2 separate regions of the Homo sapiens genome follow, and region 1 is linked to region 2. A link is a loop called in an ENCODE intact Hi-C map of the cell type or tissue named here. Cell type or tissue: gastrocnemius medialis. All regions are shown on one strand.

Evidence for each region. Peaks named below come from ENCODE experiments on the same cell type or tissue, not always from the same donor. Only the 100,000 strongest peaks of a DNase experiment are listed, where the experiment ranks them.
Region 1: it touches region 2 in a loop (5-fold over the local background); 14 of 110 quality-filtered maps call a loop at or near these places.

What each region holds. Positions count from the first base shown.
Region 1 is chr9:122,149,415-122,153,414 of GRCh38, forward strand. NDUFA8 (NADH:ubiquinone oxidoreductase subunit A8) reads right to left here. Exons shown (of 4, transcript NM_014222.3): 2 at 2,831-2,994. Among named protein-coding and RNA genes, the nearest start is that of NDUFA8, 8.4 kb to the right of the region's middle. In gastrocnemius medialis, a CTCF peak has its summit at 2,127; a DNase peak (open chromatin) is centred at 2,217; H3K27ac peaks cover 2,544 bases.
Region 2 is chr9:122,097,378-122,101,377 of GRCh38, forward strand. No RefSeq gene overlaps it. Among named protein-coding and RNA genes, the nearest start is that of TTLL11, 6.1 kb to the left of the region's middle. In gastrocnemius medialis, a CTCF peak has its summit at 2,099 (motif pointing right); a DNase peak (open chromatin) is centred at 2,114; H3K4me3 peaks cover 399 bases; H3K27ac peaks cover 1,099 bases.

The sequences.
Region 1 (4,000 bases), 52 kb after region 2:
ATATTCCTCCAAAATGCAGCAGCAGCAGACGGGCTGCAAGCCACTACTCTAGTAGCATGGATCCCTGTTCTGGACCCTGTTACCCATACCTAACAATTATCTACTAATGCCTACAACCAGCAACTTCAGCAGTGAGAAATTCCTCTATGGATTCACCTTGGGAATTTGTGAAATCCAAACATTCCCCGCTTAAAATGTACTACCACTGGACCATGGAAAAAATGCTTTGCAAAAGTTCTCTTAGAAAATAAAAATTGTTTAGGCTGGATGCTGTGGCTCATGCCTGTAATCCCAGCACCTTGGGAGGCCAAGGTAGGCGGATCACTTGAGGCCAGGAGTTCAAGACCAGCCTGGCCAACATGGCGAAACCCCATCTCTACTAAACATACAAAAATTAGCCAGGCAGGTGGCACACACCCGTAATCCCAGCTACTCAGGTGGCTGAGGCACGAGAATCGCTTGAACCCAGGAGGCAGAGGTTGCAGCGAACAAAGATCACGCCACAGCACTACAGCCTGGGTGACAGAGTGAGACTCTGTCTCAAAAAAAAAAGAAAAATTGTTTAAATAAACACACACACAGACTCAATCTCGCTGGCAATCAAATCAATGCAAATTGAAACATCCAAAAATATTTGCACCTCCCAAATATTTAAATACTATGCATACCAGAATCCAGCGCTGAGGACAGCATAAATTGATCCAACATTTAAAAAACAAAAGCATTTGCTGGGCACGGTGGCTCACGCTTGTAATCCCAGCACTTTGGGAGGCCAAGGCAGGTGGATCACGAGATCAGGAGATTGAGACCATGGTGAAACCCCGTCTCTACTAAAAATACAAAAAATTAGCTGGGCGTGGTACTGGGTGCCCTATAGTCCTAGCTACTCGGGAGGCTGAGGCAGGAGAATGGCGCGAACCCGGGAGGCGGAGCTTGCAGTAAGCCAAGATCGTGCTACTGCACTCCAGCCTGGGCGACAGAGTGACACCCCATCACAAAAAAAAAAAAAAAAAAAAAAAAAAAGCAATACAGTTCAAGAGCCATAATGATGTTCAAAGCCCTTTATAGAGTAAACTCACTGTTAGGAAATTTATGCCAAGGAATTATTAACTGATGAAAATGATCTATACGCAAAGGTAATCACTGCAGATTTATCCAAAATAATCAAAAACTGAAATCAACAATGATGTTCAATAACAGGAATTGGTCAGGTACGTTATGGTTGGTTTATCCACTGATGGAATAATATATAACCATTAAGAATGATGATCACGGCCAGGTGCGGTGGCTCACACCTGCAATCCCAGCACTTTGGGAGGCCAAGGAGAGCGGATCACTTGAGGTCAGGAGTTCAAGACCAGCCTGGCCAACATGCTGAAACCCCATCTCTACCAAAAATACAAAAAAATTAGCCAGGCATAGTGGCGCAGGCCTGTAGACCCAGCTATTCAGGAGGCTGAGACATGTGACTCGCTTGAAGCCAGGAGGCAGAGGTTGCAGTGAGCCAAGATCACACCATTGCACTCCAGCCTGGGCAACAGAGTGAGACTCCGTCTCAAAAAAAAAAAAAAAAAAAAAAAAGATGATCATGAAGACTATATAGCAACTTCGAAGAGTGTTTCCAATAATATCAAGTGAAAAATGAATTTCTCAATGTATACATACTATGATTATAACCACAAAAATATCTTTGCATAGGGACAGAGACAGCAGAAGCAAGAAAGGAGGAAAGCAGCTACTGTGCTAAGGTATCTATTTTTTTTCTCTAACTTCATTGTAGTGGACATCGGTGGTTTCTGCCTAGCCAGCAGTCATTCCCCATTCTTCCGTAACATCCTTCTAATTTTCCTTTGGGAACAACCCCTCCCTGTCTCTCAGCAATGTGGTTTGGATGAAGCTAAGTCCACTCCCCATCTCAGGCCTGAGCAATCAGAGCTTTTTATCTCCTGAAGCACAAGTGATGCAATGATATGTATACGAAGTCCGCCAGCCAGGACAATTAGACTCAGTCCAGGAGCTTCTGCTCACTTCTGGATAAAGGGCACACTTTGTCTAGGTTTGCTAAGCAAGTATCAACAGAACAGCAACTCGAGTGGCTGGTGGCCATTTTTGGTACAGCAAGGTGAGAGTCTTTCCAAAATGAGGTCAACAGAGAAAACCAGAACTAAGAGATTGTGAAAAGAGGAGAGGCAAAAAGACATCAAGTAGTTGTGAAATTATTTAAGCCCTTGAATCCAGCCCTGCCTGATGCCAGGCCTATTTCTGGACTTCAGAGTTACAAGAGCCAATTTCCTTTGAGTTGACTTTCTCTCCTTTTAAATAGAGTGCTAATATGCTTGTTAAAACATTTTCCTACAATTACACAGCTTAGTTTTTTTTTACTTAAGTATCATGCACAATGACCTACGTAAAACCTAACTCCGCATACAGTTTTCTTTCCATCATACCTGTGTTCTGTAGTAATGACAACAACCTAGTGAATGCCTGCTTAAAAAGGACTGTGATAGGTTGTTTTACGTGCCTTTTCAAATTTTTCACAGCAAAAAGACTTTCCCCTTGCTGTAGCAAAAATGGTCACCAGTCACTTGCTTAGCAAACCTAGATAGGTATTATTTTACAATTTGGAAACTGAGATTCATGGAGATAAAAGAACTTGCCAGATAATAAAAACAAAACCAAAAATAATTATCATCCTTTGAATGTTTTACCTTGGTCTGATTTCAAAGCCTATGTACTTCCTAATAAAATCCAGATTATTAGCTGGCTGTTCACTTATTCATTTAAACCTTTATGCTTCAACCAAGTAGGCACTGATACCAAAGATTTTTACCTAAAGAAGTCCAAAGCACACTTGTTGACCAGTTTGCCTTCCTCTAAACACCGCCTCGGATCTTTCTCTTCCCAGCGGCAGAGCATAAACTCCTTGTTGGGCTTATCACATTGAGCTCCATAGTGATGGGCCGCAGCTTTAAGCACAGCAGAACTAATTTTCACCTAGGAAAGGAAAGATGGGACAAAGGCCACAGACTGTGAACCAGAATACCACTTTCTCAGCTTTACCTCATGCGGGTCAGAATAGAGAACACAAAAGTAGCACTGTTCTGACTTTACCAAGAAAATTAAACACTGTCATAATAATAATTTTTTTTTTTTTTTTTGAGACAGGGTTTCACTCCCATTCCCCAGGCTGGAGTGCAGTGGCGCGATCTCGGCTTACTGCAACTTCGGCCTCCGAGGCTCAAGCGATTCTGCTGCCTCAGCCTCCCAAGTAGCTGGGATTACAGGCATAAGCCACCTCGCCCAGCGATTCTTTAAAATCTATGGTGATTTAGAGAACGCAAAGCTCTTTCACATATATTATTTTCTTCACTTTTACAATAGTCTCATGAAGAGATTAATATTCCCATTTTAGAGCAGAAGAAATGGCACCCCTAATAGAATCTTTATTTATGGTAGAGAGAAAAGGGGTGTAGAGAAGGATGGAGTCTTCTGGGATGCAGGGAGAGGAACCAACTCTGGAGAGCTTTGCTGAGTTTCTGCTGCTGGAATAAAATTAATAGATATATAAGGCTGGGCACAGTGGCTCATACAGGTAATCCCAGCACTTTGGGAGGCCAAAGCAGGCAGATCACTTGAGGCCAGGAACTCAAGAACAGCCTGGCCAACATGGTGAAAGCTTGTCTTTAGTAAAGATACTAGAGATGTATCTGGGCGTGGTGGTGCACACCTGTAATCCCAGCTACTAGGGAGGTTGAGGCATGAGAATTGCTTGAACCCAGGAGGCAGAGGTTGCAGTGAGCCAAGATCATGCTACTGCACTCCAGCCGGGGTGACAGAGCAAGACTCTGTCTCAAAAAAAAAAAAAATTAAATTAAATTAAATTAAATTAAAGGATAAATAAAACTCCCAGAGGACTACGGAGTCACAGAAGATGAGGCTGGAAGAGATCACAAAGAGCATCTAGTCCATCTAGTAATAGTCCATCTAGTAATAGTCCATC
Region 2 (4,000 bases):
GCAGACTGGACCAGTTGAAATACAAGCCTCTGAGCAAGGGAGAAAAGAAAGGAAACAAGGCCCACTTGAGCCCGACTGTCAGGTCTTTGAATACCATGGCACCCTTGACTTCTCAGGAAATTCTAAAATGTGTTAGTGGAAAATCCAAACCCACATGAGACTTCTTCAAGAAAAGCTTTAGCTGTGTCTGCTAAGAAGCAAAAGCAGGTTAGATTTCAGGACTAGGATTACTTCCAAAAAATACACAAATGTGAAAATAAAGTTCTCCGGGAGTTCTCTCCTTTTCCTTCCCAGCACTCACCATAGTTTACAGTTGGAGTGTTACTTGTTTGTTTACTTGTTATAGCCTGTCTTGCCAGCCAGAGTCTGGGTGCCAGAATATAAAGGGTGTGTTGTTCTTGCTGACCACAATATCCTAGTGCCTAGTTCAGTGCCTGGCACAGAGTAGGCATTCTGGAACTGTTGAATGAATGAATGAATGAATGAATGAATGAATGAATGAAAAATTAGACTGCCCAGATAGTCAACAATTAAAAAATGGTTAAGTGAATGATAGCAAACGCTGTCAATGACAGCTTCAGCCGCTTAGGAAAATGTTGATGATGTAACATTAAGGGAACTGGTGCAAGCATTGCAATTACAATGCTTAAAAAGTGCTCTGCGTAAACAGGGCCTGGAAGAATATAGAGACAAATGAGAACAGCTGTGGTGCCGGAGACACGAGATCTTGCTTAAAATTTTCCACTCAGTTTTGGCAAACCGTAACAACCTTGTGGCTCTTCATATCCTTGAACCTTGAAATCAATCTCATTTCTAGAGACTGCTGATAAGAGTCGGAAAGACAAAGCTTTAGGTAGTAATCTGTTACTGGTGAGTAACCTCTCTGCGACAGGCACTGTCCTAAGCATTTTGCATACATCATGTCATTTAATCTGTAAACCAGCTCTGGGATGGGTCCCATTGTTAATCACATTTTACAGATGGTGAAGGAAATGGCTACTACTCCGAGAAGAGAAGGCGCTTGCCCAAGTCACAGCTAGTAAAGGCAAAGACAGGATTCAAACTCAGAGTGGTCTGACACCAGCACCAGCTCCCAACACCCACACTTATTCACACACCAAGACTTTGTCCACAAAAATACTCAACATACATTTAAACACCAGCGAGTTTAATCCTCAGCTCTGTGAAAATTATATGCAGGGAAAAACACTGGAGGCAGATATGCCAAAATATTAGTAGTGGTTATTCTGGGTGATGGAATTAAGGGTGACTTATTTTCTTCTTTATTCTTTTCTATAATTTCCACATTTTCTACAATGAGCACGCGTTGCCTTAATAACTGGAAAATCAATGTACTTTTAAATTAAAATTTTACCTTAGTTGTTATTTCTCAATGCTCAGAGTGTTCTTTCTCTAATAGAAGTCTGACCATGTCAGTCCTCTGTTTAAAACCCTCCTGGGGACCCCTGAAGCTATATGGGAAAGAGCTTGTTTTGTTTTTGTTTTTGAGACAGGGTCTCACCCTGTTGCCTAGGCTGGAGTGCAGTGACACGATCTCCACTTACTGCAACCTCTGCCTTCTGGGTTCAAGCGATTCTCATGCTTCAGTCTCCCGAGTAGCTGGGACTACAGGCACTCCCCACCACACGGGTTAATTTTTGTACTTTTAATAGAGACAGGGCTTCGCCATGTTGGCCAGGTTGGTCTCAAACTCCTGACCTCAAATGATCCACCCATCTCGACCTCCCAAAGTGCTAGGATTACAGGCGTGAGACACTGCGATCGGCCGGGAAGGGGCTTGTTTTGACACTGACCTCACCATGTCTTCACCACTCCCATCCCATCCACATCCCAACACCTTGTCTCTTTCCCCCAGATGGACTTGCTGTAAAATGGACTTTTACAGCTGTCAAAGTCAATTGACTTTTTAAATTTTTAAATTGACGTTAACAGCTGTAAAAGTCCATTTTACAGCAAATCCATTTGTGGGGAAAGAGACAGGAGGAACAAATGGTCCAGGAGAGAAGGGTGTGGGGAACTTTTGCCCCAGCTGGTTGTTTCTGCCCTATTAGTATCAGAGGTCGCCACCAGGTGGCGCCCGAGGTCCAGTTTTTAAGAGGGAGAAGGCTGAAGCGCCTCTGAATCGCGAGCTCTGCCCAGCTAAGCTTGCAAACACACACATTTTTGCACCTCTGGGCTTTTGCCACTATTGCTCTCTCTGCTGGGTGCACCCTCCCTCACAGCTCACCTGACCCAATCCGCTCAGTTTATCCTTCAGGCCCAGCTACAAAATCTCCTTTTCTTAGGGTATGGCTGAGCTCCCGGGGGCATCCAGTTCCCGGAAGGCGGCGTGGCCGATCTTAATGAATGAGCAAAAGGCGTCATGTTCAGTTTCAGGTTAACTTTTTCTCTAATAGGTTGTTTCTTTCTTATTGTCAGTAGTAGCCATTGTTCATGGAGCACATCTGTATGTCGAGCCTCGTTGTGTATTTGGGCATTTAACTGAACATTATTTTCCCCACAGCACAGTTTAGCCTGGAGGCTGAGCACGAGTTGAGTTCTGAAGCTGACAGCCTGGGTTCAAGTCTTATCTCTCCCACTTTCTGGCTGATTATACTTAGATAGGTTACCTGGCTCTTCTGTGATTCTTTCCTCACTGTGAAAAGGTGAAAATGATAGTACCTACCTCCCGGTGTTCCTGTTACTTTGAGGATTAAGTTAGCCACCACATGGAAAAGCATTTAGAACAGAAACGGCCGGCATATACCAAACCCTCAAGTAACCTGTTGATCTCTGTTATGCCCCTATGTCCCTCTTGGCTTTATGATTCTCTAGAAAGCAGTGACATCCCCTCCTCTTGGATCTGCTTTTATGACCTCTCCACCCCATGCTAGGCTGCATTTCCCCATCCCCACAGACCAGGAGTTTCTGGAGGACTGGGCTGTGGTTGATTCAGTCCCCTGGGCCCCCAGCACAGGGCCCAGCACAGAGTAAATGGCACTTATGGAATTGGATTATGAATTATTTAGCCTGGGCATTGTTGCCTTAGGTTTTACAGTTCTGTATCTACAGGTATGTCAAGGGATATAGGGGTGAAAGAGGAAATTACCGAAACAAAACAGTTTTGACATTTTTATTGGAGGGTAATATACACACAGAAAACTTCGATGGATTTTCATAAACTGAAAAGACCGAAGAAACCAACACCCAGATCAAAAATCAGAACATCCCCAGCACCCTGGAAGCCCCACCCTAGGGTAATTGCTTTCCTGACTTCTAATAGCATGGATTAGTTTTGTTTAAAATAAGATACATTTTAACTGATTCCAAGTTTTAAGAACCCACGTCATACATTATGTGCTTAGGTGGAGAGGCATAAGGCCAGAGGCTATTTTCAAACACAACAGCAGACAGTGGGACCCACAGTGACCAACAGCCCACTGGGGTGGGGCCCTGCTTCATGGCTTGCAAAATGCCATATGATATCTGTGCACCGAGTACCCCTTTCCACTTCTGCACACCCATGTGTCCATGCTGTGCGTGGAAGTCAAGGAGGGACGTCCCAGAAGAGGGGACAGGGACAAGAGCAGGGCGCCTGGCAGAACCGATCACTCAGGGAAAGGCCCTGACAGGTGAACTAGGGAACGTAAGGGGGTGCTGGGTGTGGGCAGGAGGGGTGTGGTAAAGACATGCAGAGGCTGGCAAGCTCAGGGTCAGAACAAGCCCCTTCACTGCCGGCACAGTGGCTCACACCTATAATCCCAGCACTTTGGGAGGCCGAGACAGGCAGATCACTTGAGGTCAGGAGTTCGAGACCAGCCTGGCCAACATGGCGAAATCCCATCTCTACTAAAAGTACAAAAATTAGCCAGCGTGGTGGTACATGTCTGTAGTCGCAGCTACTCAGTAGACTGAGGCATAAGACTTGCTTGAACCCAGAAGGCAGAGGTTGCAGTAAGTGGAGATCGTGCCACTGCATTCCAGCCTGGGTGACAGAGAT